2 separate regions of the Homo sapiens genome follow, and region 2 is linked to region 1. Evidence: read pairs that join two places in POLR2A ChIA-PET (ENCODE). Cell type or tissue: A673. All regions are shown on one strand. Each heading gives the region's core, and the rest is flanking DNA. Links, peaks and the distances in the headings are about the cores only. Region 1 overlaps NCOA7 (nuclear receptor coactivator 7). Region 2 overlaps RNF217 (ring finger protein 217).

What was found. ChIA-PET counts read pairs that join two places held together with the same protein. Peaks named below come from ENCODE experiments on the same cell type or tissue, not always from the same donor. Only the 100,000 strongest peaks of a DNase experiment are listed, where the experiment ranks them.
Region 2: POLR2A ChIA-PET joins it to region 1 with 6 read pairs; 2 of 35 experiments call an interaction of 5 or more read pairs at or near these places.

What each region holds. Positions count from the first base shown.
Region 1 is chr6:125,824,549-125,842,272 of GRCh38, forward strand. All of the region lies in intron 2 of NCOA7 (nuclear receptor coactivator 7), which reads left to right. Among named protein-coding and RNA genes, the nearest start is that of NCOA7-AS1, 15 kb to the left of the region's middle. In A673, for the core only: no CTCF peak of the experiment used is centred there; no DNase peak of the experiment used is centred there.
Region 2 is chr6:124,982,679-124,986,678 of GRCh38, forward strand. The region is part of intron 1 of RNF217 (ring finger protein 217); the gene reads left to right. Among named protein-coding and RNA genes, the nearest start is that of RNF217-AS1, 22 kb to the left of the region's middle. In A673, for the core only: no CTCF peak of the experiment used is centred there; DNase peaks (open chromatin) are centred at 2,173 and 2,433; H3K4me3 peaks cover 290 bases; H3K27ac peaks cover 2,938 bases.

The DNA.
Region 1 (17,724 bases), core at 8,037-12,036:
TAAATGGTGAATACAGGAATAAATGAGAAAAAATACAAATATATAGATACAACTGTTGGGTAAATTTCAGGGAGTTTATAAATCCCCTAAAACTTGTCTGTAAACCTGCTTTAGTCATATGCTTCAGTGAAAGGTCCAATACTCCAGACTCCAAGACAGATTCCAGGGAAAGAAAAGTGATTTAAACTGTCTCCTCTCCTCCATCTCTTTTTTAATTTTTTTCTCCCTGAGACGGAGTCTTGCTCTGTTGCCCAGGCTGGAGTGCAGTGGCGTGATCTCGGCTCACTGCAAGCTCCGCCTCCCGGGTTCACGCCATTCTCCTGCCTCAGCCTCTGGAGTAGCTGGGACTATAGGCACCTGCCACCACACCCAGCTAATTTTATAGGCAGAAGCAGGAGATTCGCTTGAACCCAGGAGGCGGACATTGCAGGGAGTCGAGATCAAGCCATTGTACTCCAGTCTGAGTGACAAGAGGGAACTCCATCTCAAAAAGAATTATAATTGATCAGCCAGACACAGTGGCTCACACCTGTAATCCCAGCGTTTTGAGAGGCCTAGGTGGGAGGAGTGCTAGATACCAGGAGTTTGAGATCAGCCTAGGCAACATGGTGAGACCCTGTCTCTACAAAAAAAAAAAAAAAAAAAGCCAGACATGACAGCACATGCCTGTAACCCTAGCTACTCTGGAGTGGAGGTGAAAAGATAGCTCGGGTATTGAAAGTTACAGTGAGCTATGATCATGTCGTTCCAGCCTGAGCAACAAAGCAAGACTCTGTCTCAAGAAAAACCCAACAATTTTTTTAAAAAACCAAACCACACATAAAATTGATTGATCTTACTTTTGAATATGTGGAGTGACTTAAATCAAATCACTGTCATGGATAATTTGAGTGAAGTTATTAATCATTCCATTAATTTTTCCTGTGTATGTGAGAATATATTACTGTTGATTATGACATCTGTGGTGCATGTACTTCACGATTTAGAGCTAGAAGAGCTTTGGTTTTAGAAGTTACATAATACATAATATAAAGCAGATGAATTTTGATATTTCAGATTAATTTTGTTAGCACAGCAGAAAGCTGAACAGTAATTTGGTTATTTTATTTTCAGAAGGTAATTGCAGCAGATGCTGGTAAGGTCACTGGGGACTGAGCAATTTCCATTTCCATGGCTCCAACATCTTTTTTTTTGTCTTTTAAGGGGGATGGGCGGGGAGATAGTTCTTCTACTATGCCAAGTCAACTGCTGTCACTAGACAATAAGAGAAATTTAATTTTTTTAAACCACAACTCTAAGTTTATATAAACGATATTCTTATTTTATAAGGGTAGATATATTTTAAATGTAAAAACAGGTATATACACACACATACATACATATGCAAACATATTTTTCTTTGAAAAGAGTATATGGATTTTTAAAATATAAAAATTAGTTGTAAGCTCACATGTATTCATATTTAAGCACACTTTATACGAAATGGCATTATTTTGGCTGAGCGCAGTGGGTCACGCCTGTAATCCTAGCACTTTGGGAGGCCAAGGCGGGTGTATTGCCTGACCTCAGGAGTTCGAGACCAGCTGGGCAACACAGTGAAACCCCATCTCCACTAAAATACAAAAAAAATTAGCCAGGCGTGGCAGTGTGTGTCTGTAGTCCCAGCTACTCGGGAGGCTGAGGCAGGAGAATTGCTTGAACCTGGGAGGCAGAGGTTGCAGTGAGTGAGCCAAGATTCCACCACTGCACGCCAGCCTGGGTGACAGAGCAAGACTCCGTCTCTAAAAGAAAAAAAAAAAAAGCGCATTATTTTAATGAATCATTTAAAATGAAAAATTACAAAATTAATTGGGTTACAAATCCAATATATGTAATCTTTACCTCCTTCTTCCTATTTGTTTTTAATGCATAGGAAAACCTTTCTGTGATTTTGAATAATGACCATTTTGGTTTTTATATTAGCCGATGCAACTAGATATTTAAGACTTCTCTCAGTTCTTTCATGTAATTAAATGTAAGAATTTAGGTAATATTCTTTATGTTATGAAGAGAAACATATGCATTGCTTGCATCTCAGAGAGACCTTATGTGCCTGTGCCTATTAAGCCCAGACGGTAGATTGGTAAACAAAACAAATATGGTCCTTGCCCTTATGGAGAATACTTTTCACAAATACGTTGTCTTAGTTCATTTTGTGTTGCTTTAACACAATGTCACAGACTGGGTAATTTACAATGAACAGAAATTTATTTGGCTCACAGTTCTGGAGTCTGGGAAGTCCAAGAGCATGGTGCCAGCATCTGACAAGGGCCTGCATGCTGTATCACCCCATGGTGGAAGGTGGGAGGGCAAGAAAGGGTGAGAGTGGGCTGGGCGCGGTGACCCATGCCTGTAATCCCAGCACTTTGGGAGTCTCAGGCGGGCGGATCACCTGAGGTCAGGAGTTTGAGATCAGCCTGACCAACATGGAGAAGCCCTGTCTCTACTAAAAATACAAAATTAGCTGGGCGTAGTGGCGCACACCTGTAATCTGGAAGCTGAGGCAGGAGAATTGTGTGAACCCCGGAGGCAGAGGTTGTGGTGAGCTGAGACCTGCGCCATTGCAATCCAGCCTGGGCAACAAGAGTGAAACTCCATCTCAAAAAAAAAAAAAAAAAAAAAAAAAAAAGTGAGAGTGAGCAAGCAAGAGAGGGCCAAACTCACTTTTATAAAAATGCACTCTTCTAATAACCAGCATGCTCCCACAATAATAACATTTATCCATTAATGAGGATGGAACCCACTTGGCCTAATCACCTCTTAACAGTGCCACCTCTTAATTCTGTCACAATGGCAATTACATTTCAACATGAGTTTTGGAGGGAACATTCAAACCATAGCAGACATTAAAGAAGAACATCAAATCCATATGTCATTATAAATGGCTGTATTTGCTGTGAGGGAAAGCAACAAGACATCATAAAAGAGAAGTGCAAAAGTAGTATCCACTTTAGACACAAGTTATGTTCAAGGACCTTTGGAGAAAATGACATTTAAAGGTCATTTAATACTCATGTGTTAATGACTTTTAATGATCTTGGGTACAAGCAGGAGTTCACCAGGTAATCTGTGTGTTTAGGAGAAGGGCTAGGGAGAGAGGGAAGGACGGGAATATTCTAGGTAGGGAGAATCCTTGGATGAAAAGTCCTTAAAGTGACAAAAAGCTTGGCAGCTTCCTGGATCTGCAAGATGGCCAATGTTCCTTGAACACAGTGCTTTTTTGGGAGAAATGCACAGGCAATGTTAAGAGGTAGGCTGAGGCAGATCATGCAGGGCCTTCTTGGCCATGTTTAGGAATTTGGATTGAACAGCTAGATGGATGGAGGTGCCATTATCTGGAATGGGAAAACTAGAAAAACAACAGTTTTGAGAGAGTATCTCAAGAATTTAATACGTTAAGTTTGAGATGCTTACAAGACAACCACTAAATACACAATTGGGTATGTGTAAATCTGGATTGAAAACAGGTTCTGGACTGAGATGGAAATTTCAGAGTTGTTGGCCTCAGCCATGGGAAAGGATGACATCATATAGGCAGGGCATATAAAGTGAAAAAAGAACAGAACTAAAGAATGGGAACAGAATTAGGAAATTTCAACATTTGGTGGTCTAGTACAGAAAGAGAAGTAGGATGAAACTCAGAAGAGATAGAATCACTGCAGCTGAGAGAAGAGAGAATTTCAAGGAGCGAATGATCAGCAGGTTTGCAAGTAGCTGAGAGGTAAATTAAGATGAGGACTGCAAAGTATCCATTAAGATTGACACTTGGAGGTCACTGATAATTGATTGGATAAAAGCAGTTTCAGCACAGTGGTGGGAGAAGCCAGTTTGATGTGAATAGGAGGTAAGGGAGTGGAGACCAAGCTTCTAGCTAATTCTTTTGGGAAATCGGCTGGGAAGGGAAGCCAAATATTCAGGCCTTGGCAGGAGGAAGATGTGAGAGTCAAGGAATGGTGAGTTTTTGAAGATGGAAGAGGAAGAGGAGGCATTAGAGCATGCTTGTTGGCTAATGAGGATGGTGCATCAGAAAGGGATCCCTCAGGGATGTCCACTTGAAGACTGGTGGTTACTTAATGCCATGAGGATATTAGCAAAGAAGCAAGGCAGGAGAGGAGCCATACTGGGATACATGCACCTAGGCTGGCTGTCTAGGACCTGTAATGTGTTTTAGTTTTACTTGTGCGGATTGGTGGCACTGTGGGCTCTGTTTTGCTGATTGCACACTCATGCTGTGCCAGGAGATTTACAAATATGACCTCACTATGGTATTAGTTTTCTCATTTTTATAGGCAAGGAAACAGGCTTGGAGTGGTTTAATAACTCCCCAAGTTCCATAGCTAGCAAATAATGGAGCCAGGGTCTCTTCCTACTTGTATCTAATTCCAAAGCCTTTATTCTTAACTGCTACCTCCATAGTGCCCTTTAAATAGAATGTAAAAATAATTAGAACATTCTCTTCCATAAGAGAATTTTTTAATTGTAATATCTTAGATGAAAACATTAATTTAGAAATTTTAGAATTTATATTTAAAATTTTAATCTCTAAAAATAAAATTTTAAAGTTTAGACATTTTTCCATAAAAAATTTTTATAACCATTGGTAACAAATTATTATAATATGTCCTCTTTATAATCTATGTCCAAAAGTATTTGAGCTCCTGTTTCAATTTTTTTAGTAGAACTTTTACATATTATTTTAAGAGACAGATGTACAATGCTAGGAGTTAGAGCACCTTGGTGGTATTAAGTTTTTCCTTATTAATAGGAATTTTTAAAATAAACTATGTGACTGGATTTTAATATATTAGTGTATTAGTATAGTTATCCTGTTTTAAGTGAGGACCAATCATTCATATCTGTTTTAAATGAAGGATGCTAATCTTAATGCTGTAAGCAGTGACATCGGTGTAGGAACTTGATATACGTTGTGTTTGTTGAGAATAGTTGGGTGTGCTGCAGCATCCTCTCCAGCAAAGGAAGCCACTAGCAAAGATGTTCCTGTGTTTTCTCAAGTAAACAACCTGCGGTGAAGTGGTTATGTCTGTGTAGATCTGATAACAACTAGTAAATTTCTTTTCCTGCATTCAAAATTCTAATTTAGTGCACTGTTTCACAGTGGCTTTAGCTGTATAGTCATATCATATGAGGAACTAACGTCCCCCTCTAAGAGTATAGAAGCACCAGGTAATATAGTAATCAGACAATGCCCTGGAATCCTAGAAGAAGTAATTGAGAGATTAGAAAGAAAACACAGCATTTTCTTTTCTAAGTGTCAGGTTCATGTTAACTTGATATTTTTCTTCTTCCACTTAACCTCCTTAATACAGGCATCATGCCTAATTTCAGAATTATAAAATCTTTTAGTCGAAATATGGAGGTCGTGTGGGCTACCATGCTAGGTTTGGAATATCTACTGCCTTTGACAAATAGAATGTTTTCAGCCTGGACTTGAACTTTTCGAGCTATAACAATGTCTCAAGGACCCTCAAGGCTGCTTATTTCTTGCTTGAAAAACTCTTGTTAGAGGGAAGTTGTTTTTAAATTTTTGGTTAAATTTTATTTCCTTTCAGCTTATTCTATTTATTCCTTGTTACTTCGAATCCATACAGAATAAATCAAATCCATCTTTCATATATTATCATTGCATGTGTTTAAAGACAACATCATGAACCTTTTCCAGGATGAGTATCGTACCTTTCCATCCCTGAACCTTTTCCAGGATGAGTATCATAAGTTTCTAAATCTCTCCACCTAAGATGGAGTTTTCAGATTCTTTGCCATCTTGATATGACCTGATTAATGCAAATATAAGAATATTAGGCCAGGCAAGGTGGCTTACACCTGTAATCCCAGCACTTTGGAAGGCTGAGGTGGAAGGATTGTTTGAGGCCAGAAGCTCAAGACCAGCCTGGGCAACATAGTGAGACCTTGTGTCTACAAAAAATTTTTTTAAATTACCAGGCATGGTGGTGAGTGCCTGTAGTCCCAGTTACTGGCAGGGGCCTAGGGGTTGGGGTACTGAGGTGGGAGGATTGCTTGAGCCTGAGAAGTCAAGGCTGCAGTGAGCTTTAATCATGGCACTGCACTCCAGATTGGGTGACAAAGTGAGGCCCTGTGTCTCTCTCTATATATTTTATATATATATATATATGTGTGTGTGTGTGTGTGTGTGTATGTGTGTGTGTGTGTGTGTGTATAGATATATATACTTATCCTTTACTTTTATTAATAAACACCACATTTCATTATTTTGTTGACAGAAATTATGCTCATAGTGAGGGGGGAAAAGTGTTTTTCCATCTGAATTGGAATTTTGTCTTGTTTGTTTTCTGTCTATTATTCTATTTTCCAGGAATTTTGAAGCCTGATTTTTAACATTGAACATATTTTCTGCCCTCCCTAGATTGCGTCAGATATGCAACTTGAATAGCATGTGTTATGTTCTTATCCAAGTAGTTGATTAAAAGGCTGAATTGGAAAGCTTTATGCATTATGGCATATTAGTACTGTCAGTACATGAAATAGTTATCGTTAAGTATTTCAGTTTGCTATAAATCAGTTTCCTCTAAGTTAACCGAATTCTCTAGTCCAGCTGTTTCCATCTTACCTTAAGAAAAGTAGTGACATTTTCAGGGGCCTTAGTGAAATCTTTCTATACTACCTCCTGTGACTGGCCCATCAATATGCCAAATCTAGCCCAACCAAAAAAGATAATTATGTTCATTTAGAGTCACTCATTTTAGTGTACCTATAGTGGTTCCTAGAAGTCAATAATTTATCTTCAGGTAATCACAAATGATTAATGAGCTATCAGTTTATTTTTCTGACAGTTGATATCAAGCTACTCGGTGTGTCATTTCCAAATTTTTTATTTCTTTTGAAAACCAGGTTTGTTTGTTTTTTTTTTTTCCTACTTCCAATTTTCTTTCTCAGTGATTCTTTTGAGATTACTGGTAATGGTACTGCAACTCAGAGGGTTGCTTTGACAGGACTAGAGACTTCATCCTGGATTTCACTTTCTTCTTAGCCATGGATATGTCATCCTTTTTAATTTTTTGCCTATTCTCTTTGCTAAAGCTAAAAATAGGATTGGACTAGACCTGTTTTCTCTCTCTTACAGCTTAACTTCACCCAGTGGGCCTATTGCTTCTTGCCTCTTCAGCCTCTCAACATCCCTATAATTTTCTCGTTAGTTTTCCTTTGCATTGTTTACAAACTTCTGCATATGCTGAGCTTTCACTTTCTATGCCTGTTCCTATAGACTTCTGTCATTTGCTTTTTGCTTTCGTTTGAGCTCTATTATGTGCCTTCTCGCCATCCCCTATATGCCTGCCCATTAGAAACTTGAGTTTATTGGGCCATATTTGTTTACTGAGATGCTTTCAGCATTGGTTCTTCCACAGACTCATTTGTGATGGAGTTGACAGAATTTGTTTCGGAAGAACATATTACAGACATGAGCCGCCACACTGGGCTTGTTTGCGTCAATTCTTTCACAGTGTTATCTGCTCTATACTTCTTCCGTATCTCCCTTTTGATTGACAGTTAAAATCTTCACCTAAAAATAAAAAAAAATAATTAATCCAAATCTACAAAATTTCTACCAATAATTTCAAAGGCACTAGGGAATCATTTCAGGTTTCTTCCATGACAGTCAATCTCTTGATCATGTGTCTGGACAATTTCCTCTTGAGTGATGGCTATAATAATTTTTAGGAGGCTCTCTGCCACTTTGACATTTTGTGCGCTAAACCTGCCTAACCCTACCCAGGTCAAATTTTGGTTGCTTTTATCCCCCTGCTAGGGAGCCCCCAAATACTTTACTCTCTTTTAACTACTTAAGGGATGAACAAAACAAGCAGTAAATTATTTTATTATTTGCCAGGCAAGAGGACACACACATGTTCATTGGTAATGCTACTTAGAGATTGAAGTTTGTACCCTGGATAGGGGAAATGAAGTTTGCAGCCTGGATAGAGGAAATGAGTCCATAAGGCCACAAATGATTGGTTTTAACTAGTCCCATTTGTCATGGGGCAGTGAAGAGCCTTCACTTAGGGCCCTTAAGGGCCTAGCATACCAAGGATGCTCAAAGATCACAGTTTTATATCAGCTTTGGCTGGTGGGCTGTTCAGAATTCACAGCCAGTTACAGTGAAACTCAGCACCAAGCTTAGCTCCTGGGGAAGTGCTGCTACAAAGTGGATGTTCTTTGGCAGGACACAGGAGGAACCGCTGGATCTCTCAGCCACCTTGTTATTTTCTGCAGCCTCGGCTGCTCCAGATTTCAGGTCTGTGGGACATCGCCACACTGTTGTGTCACAGCATGGCATGGTCTCCAGACCTCCTTTCTCCCCTGCCATGTGTTCTGCCCACCAAATCGTTTCAGTTTCTCTCTGGAACTTCAGAATAGTTTTCTTTCTTGCATATTATGTAAGTTATTTTTCAACTTCCAGAAATCATGCTTAATGAAACATATCTTCAAAATAAAACTTCTGCTCCAGTTTGTGTTGCCGCAGAGTGAAACTATTGGCACTAGAAATTTGTGAATTTGAAGTCATAAATTGTAAGTGATTTGCATAGTTTAACCTCATTAAAGAGAAAATGAGAAATTAAGAAAAAAGTGGAAACCAGGACAGATAAATTTGCTTATTATGAAGATCAAACATAAAACAGTTGAGTAGGCAGACAGCTAAAACTCTTGGAAATAATGGGGCTGGCCGGGCTTGGTGGCTCACACCTGTAATCCCAGGACTATGGGAGGCTGAGGTAGGTGCATTACTTGAAGTCAGGAGTTTGAGACCAGCCTGGCCTCATGGTGAAACCCTGTCTGTACTAAAAATACAAAAATTAGCGAGGTGTGACAGGCTCCTGTAATCCCAGCTACTCGGGAAGCTGAGGCAGGAGAATTGGGAGGCAGAAGTTGCAGTGAGCTGAGATCACACCACTGCACTCCAGTCTAGGCAACAGAGCAAGATTCTGTCAAAAGAAAAGGAAAGGAAAGGGAGGGGGGGAGGGGGAGGGACAGGGGGAGGGAATAAATGAGGCTGATGTCTTGTTTCAATCAGGGTGGTGGCAAGGGGTGCTTTGGGGGCTGTGGCTTCTCTCTCCATTCACCTGTGCCATTGCCATCAGCACGTTCCACAGGCCACCCCAAATAAACATGCAGTTCTAATAAAAGGAGTCAGGTTGCTTAGCTGGTGCAGCTTTAAGACATATCCCTGACCTCCTCTCACTCCCCCAAAACTCAGTTTTGCCCCTAACTTCTAACTGCAGAGAAATTATAAAGTTAACACTAGCTTAAGTAAGGCCCTTCTTCCCTTTGTCTCTTCCTTCCTTTTTGTTGATTCTACAGTGTTGTTTCCTCTGAGAAATAATAATAGAATTTAAAAAAATTGTCATGTTAAACTGCAAAGCTTTTATTATTTTTTTAAAATCGTAATGCTTGCAAAAACATTTGGTCGGTAGGATTATTAAGACGTGACAAAATGATCTTTAAAAATAAGATGTACTTTCATACACAGTGGAAGAGTATTAACAGAAATATGTGGGCAGCTTATTTTTGTTTTTGTTTTAATAAAAACAAATATTTGGTTTTAACCATAAAAAGTTCTCATGATACAATTATTTGTGTGTCTGAAATCATCACTAGAGAAAACTAAAGTGACTTTAAAATGTAAATAATACTTATTAAATACATGTGAACATAGTATAATTAATCCCTTGTAGGTAAAAGAAAATTCTTTAAAGTTTGATTAAAAAAACGGAAGATTTTTGTTCATCAGATAATCCCCATATGATCTAGATTCATTTATTTACTTAGTTGTTTATTGTTATAGACATTTAGGGATGGAAAATATCTTAAAAACAACCTAAGCTAACTTCTTGGTAGAGGTGAGCTACTGAGGTCTTAAGAGGTTGTTATTTAACCAGGGTCACCAGACTCTCAGCTGCTGCAAGCCACAGACAGAGGTTTTCTCTTAGCAGAGTTGTGCTTTCATCTCACTCTACTTTAGCAGACCAATGATATCTCAAGCTTGCGTGTTTCTTTTAAGACCTCACTGAAGTCTTGCTGACCTAAAAGGAAGAAGCTGAGGCAAAATTAATGCAGGTAGAGTTGATTTGAGCCAAACTTGAGGATTGTAGCCCAGGAGCATAGATTGAAGATGCCCTGAATATACACTCTGATTAGCAGCAGTTACAAGTTGATTTTTAAAGGCAAAAAAGAGATAGGAAGTGGGCTGATACAAAGTGATGTGCCAGGAATTCTTGTTGGCTTACAGAAATAGCATTGATTAGTGATTGGCTATGCATTAAGTTATAGTGTCTGGTGTGGCATTATTAGATTAATTTATAGCTGCTTGTGGCAATAGCAGGCTGGTTCTGGAGATGAATACATAGCTCCAGCGGGAAGTAAGATGTGATTGCAGTCTCATTTTAGTGTCTCTGCAGCCTGATAATTTAAAAGGATGTATATTTCCCAGATAAAAGTTCTTTTCTTTTCTCAGGCTAAAAGAGGTAGAACACTTATTCCAGAATCTTTAAAATTTCCTGAGTTCCCCAATAATGCAGCCTTGATAGGCACACAATCTAATCTTAAGATACAACAGCTATCCATGTTATTTTCATGTGATAAAGACTGCTAAGTTTCCAAGTATCATCCAAACCCAGCTCAGCCAATCCACATTTTTGTGTTGTTGGCATGGAGCAACCTTACTTACGCAAATTCCTGTAATAGTCAGGAAGCTCTTTCCCCTTTCTAGGTCAAGTAACAGAAAACAGATCAGACTACCTTAGGAGAAAAAAAAAAAGGAATATGGAGTTTCTGGTTCACATAAGTAAAAAGTCCCAGATAAGATTTGACATCAGGAATGCCTGGATTTGGGACTCAAATAATGTCATTATGACTCAGTTTGTCTGTATCTAAATCCTTCCTTTCTTTTAGCTTCCTTTTTCAGGCTTTACTTGATAAATGCTGCTAAGTCAGAATCTCTATTATGCAACAGCAGGCAAAGCAAATGCTTGCTATTAGGTCTCACAAGTCCTGAGACTCACAGGGATTGGACCAACTTAGAGCCGGTGCTAGGTTTTGGAGTAGTGGCTGCCACTGGCAGAGGCAGAGACTCAGTGCTTTGATTGGACAGGCCCACATAAAGATGTCCTTCCTGGAGCTAGGATGAGTCCTACCCAGATCTGGTATTACAGAATAAGGAATAGATTGTAGGGAGGCCATTGAAATCTACTGCAGTTTTCTGTAGTATGTCAGGCACTGTACTAGGCACTGGATTTAAAGCTTTTAAAAAGGAGAATGACATGCTTTGAGTCTCAGTGAGTTTTTAGACACTGTACATGTCACTGTAAATATCATAGTTAATTCCATCATTGAATGGATGATTTGACAAGATAACCTTTAAAGAACTTTCCTACTTGAGATTCTATGATTTACGCTTCTTGGAAACAAAATGGAAAAGGTACAAATTCTTTCATTAGTTTAGGTAATTATATTTTCATCTTAAACTGTTTTAGAATTTTTAATATTGTGACAGCTTTATGTAGAATTCAGAAAACTCAATTTAGTGTTTAATACCACAACTCCACTAAAACAGTATCTGAATATAGAAAAATTAATTTATGAATAAAGAGCACTTTAAAAAATGTATAGTTGTCATGCCAGGGACATAATGGTTGGTAAATATGAATTTTCATTTTTGCTGATGCCATTGTGAAGTTGTAATGTATACATGCGTTAAAATATTGAGCCCCTCTTTTTAAGGGACCCTTTGATGTAGATGATTAAAGATTGAAGATTCTTTGGTCTAATCCATACAAACAGCAATGAAATTTTCCCTGATTTGGCTTTTGTTTGAACTGTAGCTGATATACTCCCTGCAGAGTCTCAGTAATAGTTAAAAACATATTTATTTTCCCCCATCTGATAAAATATTGTTATCATTCCATTTTGGTTTTCTTCAAAACCGCCTTTAACTCAGCCAAAATAAAGTCCAGCTGAGTTTTCTTATGGCTTAATGCAGGAGTATGGAAATCCACAGGAAATTTGGATGACTATTATTCCAACATTACAAATGTTCAAGAGAGTTTTAGAAACTGTATTGAAATTAAAAGGAATGCCTGGGAGCAGAACATTTAAAACCACATAAACAAGTACACATCTATGAGAAATTACCTTGCCTTTTATCAACAACTACTAAAAAATAAAAAAGAACACGTAGTAAAATCAAAGCAAAACTTTCTTGGTAAAGTCTGCTACTGGAGAGGGTGCTTGATAACTTAGTTAATTTCATATTAGGAAGTTGGTTGCACCTGTGTGTGCCAGGTGACATATTAAGTATGAAGAAACATTTATGATAGGAAATTCCAGCTCTCCATTTGGGGCAAAGTGTTCAAGCAGTGGGGAATTGTTAGGTCTTGGGGTAGTTATCTCCTCACAAAATACCTTACATTATTCTTTAAATTAGATAAATGTTGAGTGAAGTTTGATTTCTCTCATTGTATGTGTGTAAAGCGACTTTGCTTGAGAAATTAGCCTAAAAGTCTATGTAACATGGTCTGATTCAAGGTTTATATCAATTTATGAAATTTGACATAGATAACTTATAATTAGCCTGCTTCATCTTTCCCGGATTGAAGTTTGTTTCTCATTCATTCATTCATTCATTCATACATGCTCCACCTTTAAGGCATCTTCAGAAAAGTACACGTGTGTCACCTGTGTATAACCAGCCATGCCTTGGTCCAGTCCCAGGATTAAGTCACATTCAAAGAAATAAGTATATCAGAGAAAATAATTGAAAATAAATATTTACTTCACCTTTCAGAAAACATCCAAGGGGGTAATAAATGCCATATATTTGATAAAACTTTAAAATCCTCTTTCTCCATCTCTCTGACCTTTTACATGTCTCTCAGCTACTTCCCCAAACTCTTTCTCCTTTTTGAAACCCTTCCCATATCCAGTCAGTGTATCTCCTCATGTCCTTACCTTTTCCCCTTCTTTCCTTTTAGGTTTATTTTCTTCTATTTCTTCTCTCACTATATTTCTTTTTCCACTTCTCCCCCTAATTCATTTCCCACACCTGTGTTCATAAGCTCAGAACCAGGAAAAGGAAACAAACCCAGAGTTCCCTTAGGAGGCAGCATGAGGAAGGAGGCTGAGATCATCCATATGCTATTATATTTTCTCATCATTGCACTTATTAAAGAAATTACGATATACTATTTAAAAATGGAAAGTCCAGACCAGGGAACATATAAATTGGCATGAAAAATGGGACAGTAAATTGCATGCTGCTCTTAGTTGTATGACTGATGCAGAACTACTTCATGGTCGGTGTTAAAAAGGGACTCCTTCCCATATTTCTTCCTCTTAATGAGTAGAGCACACGCCAGTCCCTTTGATAACAAAGCCCTTCCTAGTCCTTAACTCTCTAGGGGCTAAGGAAAAACTTCCCCTTCACCCTCTGAAGCTTCACTGAAAAATGAACTCATAAAAGGCAGATTAATAAGAGAGAAGCATACAATTTTTTTTTAACATTCATGAGGAGAACCCAAGTGTTTGGGAGACCATGAAGTGTTTACCCAAGCCTACAATGGGGTGCAGAAGCTTCTATACCATCTTGAGGTCACGGAAAGAATGGGGCTCAGGGCATGGCCAAAAATCAAGATTACAGTGGCAAGATAGATTATGGGGAAGGAAAGAAGAGGAGGAGGCCTGGCTTGTGAAGGTAGTCTTGTTATACAGATGAAACCTGATAGGTGGCAGCCATCAGAGAGGATAGGTGGTAAATGCTTCTTTCAGATCTTTAAAGGTGTCCGACTCTCAGTTAAATCTTTCCTAGATCAGGACAAGGGAAGACCTGGCTGGATTGATGCAAAACTCCCCCATGAAAGACAGCTTTGCAGGGGTACTTCTGTTTGCAAGCCCTCTGAACAGCCATCTCAAAACATGTCAAAGAAGCATATTCTGGAGTGAAATGCTTTTATTTCCTTCACTAGAGGTGTTCTCTGGTTCTCCAACACCAGTTGAGTGTCCAACAATTCCATTCAATTTTGACACTAACTTCTCAGAGTTAGCCTCAGACTCCACAGATTTAAGAGCTCTGTTGTAAGTCCCAGGTCCCCAGACCACCTGTACTTTTGTCCACCTTGACTGCAAATTTGGGGTTTCCCATGACCGCCTCCTCAGGTTTGAGAGTTCACTAGAACTGCGCAGGGGACTCAGGAAAACACTTTTCTTACACTTAACCAGTTTATTATAAAGGATATAACTCAGGAACAGCCCAATGGAAGAGAGGCAGAGGGCAAGGTATGGGGGACTCAGGGGTGGTAGGTTGGGGGATTCAGGGGTGGTGCCAACAAGCTTCCATGCCCTCTCTGGGTGCACCACCTTCGCAGACGCATAGTGTGTTCATCACCCTGGAAACTTTCAGAACTTCGACATTTAAGGGTTTTTCTTGGAGGTTCATTACCTATGCATGATTGATTAAATCATTAGCCCTTGGTGATTTTTGTTTGTTTGTTTGTTTGTTTTTGAGACAGAGTATCACTCTGTCACCCAGGCTAGAGTGCAGTGGAGCAATCTCAGCTCACTGCAACCTCTGCCTCCCGGGTTCAAGCAATTCTCCTGCCTCAGCCTCCCAAGTAGCTGGGACTGCAGGTGCATGCCACCACGCCTGGATAATTTTTGTATTTTTAGTAGAGATGGGGTTTCACCATTTTGGCTAGGCTGGTCTTGAACTCCTGATTCAAGTAATCAGTCCAACCTCAGCCTCACAAAGTGCTGGGATTACAAGAGTCAGCCACTGCGCGAGGCCTAGGCCTTAGTGATTTAACTCTATCTGCTGTCCCCTCCCCTCTTGAGAAGTGGACTGTCGGGTGGGGCTGAAAGTTCCAACCTTTTAATCCTGGCTGGATCTTTCTGGTGGCTAGACCCCATCTAGAAGCTCTCGAGGCACCTCCCTCCCTCCGCAGCTTTGAGTCATCTCATGAGAATACAAAAGACGCTCTTTATCACTCACGAGATTCCAGTGTTTTAGGAAGTCTGTGCCAGGAACCTGGGGACAAAGACCAAATACAGTAATGTTCCACATAAGCCACTGGCCTCATTTATGATGGTGGTTCCATAAGATTATGATGGGGCTAACAAATTCTATCATCCAGTAACATTGTCACCGTCATAGTGCAACACATTACTCAGTGATGCTGGTGTAAACAAACCCACTGTACTGCCAGCTGTGGAAAAGCATAGTACATACAATTATTTACGGTACATAATACTTGATAATGATGATAAATGACTGTGTTACTGGTTTATGTATTTACTACACTAGTTATTATTATTTTAGAGTGTTTTCTGATTATTAAAAAAAAAAAGCTAAACAGAACAGCCTCAGGCAGGTCTTTCAGGAGGTGTTCCAGAAAAAGGCATTGTTATCATAGGAGAGGATACTTCCCTGTGTGTTATTGCCCCTGAGAACTTCCAGTGGGACAGGATGTGGAGGTGGAAGACAATGACGTTGATGTTCCTGACCCTGTGTAGACCCTCTGTGTTTATGTCTTAGCTTTTGACAAGTTTAAAAAGTAAAACAAAAAAGTTAAAAATTTTAGAAATAGAAAAAAGCTTATAGAATAAGCATATAAAGAAAATATTTTTGTATGCTATACAATGTGTTTATATTTTTAGCTAAATATCAAAAAGTTATTTAAAAACTGATAAAGTAAAAAAGTTATAGTAAGCTAAGGTAGTTTATTATTGAATGAGGGAAAAAATTATATAAATTTAGTGCAGCCTAAGTATACAGTGTTTAGAAAGTCTGCAGTAGAGCACAGTAAGCACATTTACTCACCACTCACTCTCTGACTCCCCAAGAGCAGCAACCATACATGGTAAGGACCCTATACAGGTATATCATTTTTTCTTTTCTTTTTGAGACAGGGTCTTGCTCTGTTGCCCCAGATGGAGTGCAGTGGCATGATCATAGCTCACTGTAGCCTCAAACCTCCCAGGCTCAGGTGGTCCTCCCACCACAGCCTTCTGAGTAGCTGGAACTACTCAGGATGCCACCATGCCTGGCTAAATAAAAAAAAAAGAAAATTGTAGAGACAGGGTCTTTCTAGGCTGGTCTTGAAACTCCTGGGCTCAAGCAGTTCTTCTGCTTTGGCCTCCCAAAGTGCTGGGATTACAGGCTTGAGTCATCGTGCCTGGACACCATTTTTTAATACCATATTTTTATTTTACCTTTTATGGTTTTTTTTGTTTGGTTGGTTTTTTTTTTTTTTTTTTTTTTTTTTTTTTTTTTTTTTTTTTGAGACAGAGTCTCAATCTGTCACCCAGGCTGGAGTGCAGTGGCATGAACTTGGCTCACTGCAACCTCTGCCACCCAGGTTCAAATGATTCTCCTGCCTGAGCCTCCCGAGTAGCTGGGATTACAGGCACCTGCCACTGTGCCCAGCTAATTTTTGTAGTTTTAGTAGAGACAGGATTTCACTTTGTTGGCCAGGCTGGTCTTGAACTCCTGACCTAGAGATCCACTGCCTCGGCTTCCCAAAGTGCTGGGATTACAGGTGTGAGCCACCGCGCCTGGCCTACCTTTTATGTTTTTACACCTGTTTAGATACACAAATACTTACTGGTTACAACTGCCTACAGGATTCAGTACAGTAACATGCTGTACAGTTTTGTAGCCTAGTAGCAATGGGTTCTACCATATAGCCTAGGTGTGTCATAGGCTATTCTATGTGGGTTTGTAGTAAGTATATTCTATAATGTTTGTATAATGACAAAATCACCTAATGACACGTTTCTCAGAATGTATCCCTGTCGTTTAGCAAGGCATGATTATATTTATTTATTTTTTGTTATACCACAACCTGTGGTTGGTTAAAATCAAACTGGTAACTTGAGAGGTGGCCATTGTTGGATTTTTTTTTAAGAGCGTGATCAAGACCGTCTTGTGATTGGATGGTCATTGTCATGGAAATGCACCCTCAGAAAGATGAAAGCAAGGCCAAGATTTTTCTTCAAAATCTATTTTGGGTTTGCCTTTACATGTGAATGAATTATCCAGACTCAGAGTTCTGCACTAACTTTAGAAGGAAAAAAATTTAGAGTAGGTACTACCAGTCTACCACCCCAGAAATTCTGTTTTTGAGCAACATCACTTCCCAAGCAGTAGCCAGCATGTAGCAATTGGAAAAAATACCTCTAAGATGTTGAATGGACATGTTGGATGTAAACCAACTAAATTGAGAGCATCTGCCAAAATAAGTTTTAAAATTTCATACCTGATATTAGATTATTCTTTCTGAAAGTACCTGTAATGACAGAATGATTTATGAGGTCACTTCTAGTTTATGACAATGAAAGTATATTATCATAAAAGGGTACGTATGTCTAAAATTATTCAAAAGCAATGTCAGATTAATATAAGAGTTTATTTTTTAAAGTTGAGAGGAGAGAGAAGTTAAGCTAGAACATATTCTAATTTTATGCTACTTATAAGTGTTTTCTGTCATCAGGCCATTTCTGCTGATCATAAACTATGTTTCCCTTACGAGGCTTTCAGTAGAGTATTAGTTTATATACTAAACTGATTCGTTTCAGGATTCTGTATTTTAGCCCTTATTTCCCTCAATATTTCTACAGTTTAAGTAGTTAACGGGAAAGTCA
Region 2 (4,000 bases), core at 1-4,000, 850 kb before region 1:
TTAATAAACAATTGCTTTATGTGCCTACCCTCTAAAGGCATTTGGTTTCTAGATGATATGCAAACACTGGTTTCTCAAGTCATCTTTGGTATATAATTGATACATTTATAAAGTAAAATATGTCAAAAGTTGATGACTTTATGGTATGTGAAAGTAATTTACTCACTTCCTGGTGAGAAGAATAGGAATGGGGTTGCATTATTCACCTGTGTTACCTTTGATGAGTACATTGAAGAGCTGTGAAGGGAATTCATTCATCTTTCCTTGGCTAGCAGGTTTGCTGCTGGTTCATGAAAGGGAAAGAAAAGGGAAGAAGCACATATAGGTGTCACAGTAAAAGGATCACTTCATAGAGTAATTTGTTTTAAGGAAAAGCTTTCTATATATTTCTTCTTCAACGCTCCCCCCTCAACCACAAATAGAGGTTCTTAACTTGAGAGTCTATTTATTTATTTATTGTCTTCAGAAGGGTCATAAATGCTCAGAAATTTTATGTAAAATCAATTTTTATCTTATGAGTGGGCCCATAACATTTATTAAGTCTTTGGACCATTACCCAAAAAGGTTTAGAGCCACTGGTTTTAAAAGGCTTTTGTGTCTTGTGATGTAGAGACAATCAGATTCTGGTAATTATTTGGTTTTCATGGTAACTAAGATGTGGGATAGAACTCCGACTGTGTACTTTATTTAGTATACAGAGGAGGACACAAACATGAGAAGATTAAGGTAGAGAGTGAAATATGGTCAGGACAAATGTGAATTTAGAGCCTGAGTGATGGTTTAGTGGATTTATGTCCTCACTTGTCACTAATGAAAAGGACCTTACAGGTTATATAATTAAAGGTAGATACTAAATACTGAAACTAATACCAGTCATTCTATTCCATCTTCTGTGGTAGGCTTCACTTTCATAAGGGTGTGGGGGAGATACCTAACGATGTTTTCACCCCTAGTGAAATTAATTGATAATTTCCTATGGTGCTTTGTGGCTATATTTCAAATGCAGTATTTTCTTACTGGCTCAGTAGGAAGAGGCTTGGAGTTAGATGATTTGGGTTTAATCTTTGCCCTGTAATAACTATAAGACTCTTGGAAAAGATACTTAATGGGTTAGTGTCTTAGTCTGTGCTGCTACAACAAAATACTGAGACTGGGTAATTTATAAATGACAGAAATTTATTGCTCACAATTCTGTAAGCTGAGAGTTCAGCATCAAGGCACCAGAAGATTCACTGTCTGGTGAGGGCCTGTTCCTCATGCATGGCACCTTCTATGCATCCTCACGTGACAGAAGGGGCAACACAAGCTCTCTGAAGCCTCTTTTGTAAGGATATTTATCCTGTTTATTAGGGTAGAGCCCTCCATCACCTCCCAAAAGCCCCACTTCTTAATACCATTCACCTTTGGTGTTACATGAATTTTAGGGAGAAGCAAACATTCACACCACAGCAATAAGTTAAATCATTTTGTATTTTTATAGGTACAAACAAATTACTGGAACAGAGAAAAGTGCTAATAATGAGACCCACTTGTGTATGGGAACTTGGGATATAATTGTGGTTGTGCTATAGTCAATAAAATAGAGTGGCCAGGCATAGTGGCTCACGCCTGTAATTCCAGCACTTTGGGAAGGCAAGGTGGGTGGATCATTTGAGCCCAAGTGTTCGACAGCAACCCGGGCAACATAGAGAAACCCTGTCTGTACAAAAAATACAAAAAAGTAACCAGGTGTGGTGGTGCATGCCTGTAGTCCCAGCTACCAGGGAGACTTGAGGTGTGGGAATCACCTGAGACTGTGAGGTCAAGGCTGCAGTGCGTTGTGATCACACCTCCAGCCTGGACAACAGACTGAGACCCTTTCTCAAAAAAAAAAAAAAAAAAAAGAAAGAAAGAAAATAGAGTGGAGGGGAGGGGACATTTCAATAAAGGTGCAAGGATGGTAGGCTTTCCATATAAAAAATTAGGTTTTTTTTAATCTCATCATATGGAGAAATGAAGTCCAGATATGTTAAAGACCTAGATGTGTAATCAAATTTTAAGTGTACTAGTAGAACTGATTTTCTGATGTCTGTATAACCTTAGTATGGAAAAATATTTCTTAGAACCTGAGAAATACAACTCTGAAAGGAAATGACTCAGCTTTATTCCCTCTAAGCAAAGAATTCCTGCAGGGGGAAAATGATACTATAAACTGAGACAAAAGACAATTCACATCTGGGAAAATAGTTTTATAATATATGTAAGACATAAAAGGTTATTATCCATAGTATATACAAACTCATACAAATCAGTAAGCAAAAGACAAAGCACCCAATAGAAAAGAAATGCAAAGTTTAATGACATTAATGGCCAATAAATGTATACAAAAAAGCTCATACTCATTCTTAGGTCACATGATCCATACTAATAGGATAATTTAAATCAGCAAAACCAGATAGTGTCTCACACTTAAAAGTGCAAGATCCAAAAGTCTGGTGTGTACCAAGTGCTGGTTAGGATAGGGGAAAAAGGGATGTTCACACACTGTTTGTTCCCAGAAAAACTCCTGCACTTGTGTAAGATGTGTGTATGAGAATATATACTCCAACATTATTGGGAACAAATTTCTGTTTTTCTCTTTTTATTTTTAATTTTTGCGGATACATAATAGGTATGTATATTTATGGGTTATATGAGATGTTTTCATACAGGCATGTAATACTTAATAATCACATCATGGAAAATGGTATATTCATCCACTCAAGCATTTATTCTTTGTGTTACAAATAATCCAATTATACTCTTAGTTATTTTGGAAGTGAATTTCTATCATTAGGAAATGTGTGAGAGAACTCTGATATATTAATAAAGTAGAATATTCAACTGCACATAATTTTAACTAAATCTCTACATATTAACATGATATATGTATTGAAAATACAATATTAAGGAAAAGAAGATCAAGTTTCAGAATTAAAGCAGTTTCAAAGCAGTGGAATTTTAAGGACACATAAAGCCACAATATATTGTTCAGAGAAATGTGTATAGTATAGTAAAAAAAACATAAATCAGATTTATGAATGTCTAGCTCTGGGAAGGAAGAGAGAGGTAGCAAGGAATTATATTCTTTATCTCTAAGGTTGTACTTTTTATATAAAAAACCAGGAAGCAGAATGATAAAATATTAACATTTATTAATAAAGGGGTGTTGTGAACATGGTTATGTTACATTAATCAACTTTTTGGTATTTCTTTGATTTTTGGCAAATAAGTGCTGCAAAGATCTGAATGTTTGTTTCCTCCCAAAATTCATGTGTTGAAACTCAGCCATCAATGCAATAGTGTTAAGAGATGAGGCGGGCCTTTGGGAGGTGATATAGGTCATGAAAGCTAATTTCTTTCATTGCCTTTTAAAATGAATTCTAGATATGTCACAAAGGTAGAAATGATCTTCTCCATTAGAGGAGTATAATTCAGATTGCATTCCTCAATTACCCTTCCAAGTATAAATAATGCATTTGTTTTCTCTGCCAGGCTGGCATTAGTCTTGATTTGTAACTTTTCCTATTTACAAAGCCAAAGATTGCTATTTCTATAAATGCCTTACCTTCTTTTGTGACCTTGTTTTTTGGTGATTGTCAGGTTGACCCTTTTCCTCCCACATCAAGAAAGTTTTGTGGTTAGAAGAAAGGGAGGGCAACCATCAGGCAACAGACTTCCTTTGATGTCATATTCAAGTACTGATCTTAAGCTGTCCTTTGGGTTTTTACAAAGATACTCTAATGCATGGCTTCCATCTGATCCCTTCCTCCAGCTGTCTTCAGCCTTTGCTTTAATGTATTTTGATTATTGTATGCCCTATCTTTATGTTAGTAATCATGCTTAATCATTTCAAATAGACTTTTTAAAAGTTGAATTAAACCAATAATTGGTGCAATAGCTTTCTTTTTGTGTTTATTCAAAAGAATTTTATAAGGTTATCTCTTCCCTGTCTTATGTGAAAGGCTGGCAGACATTTTCT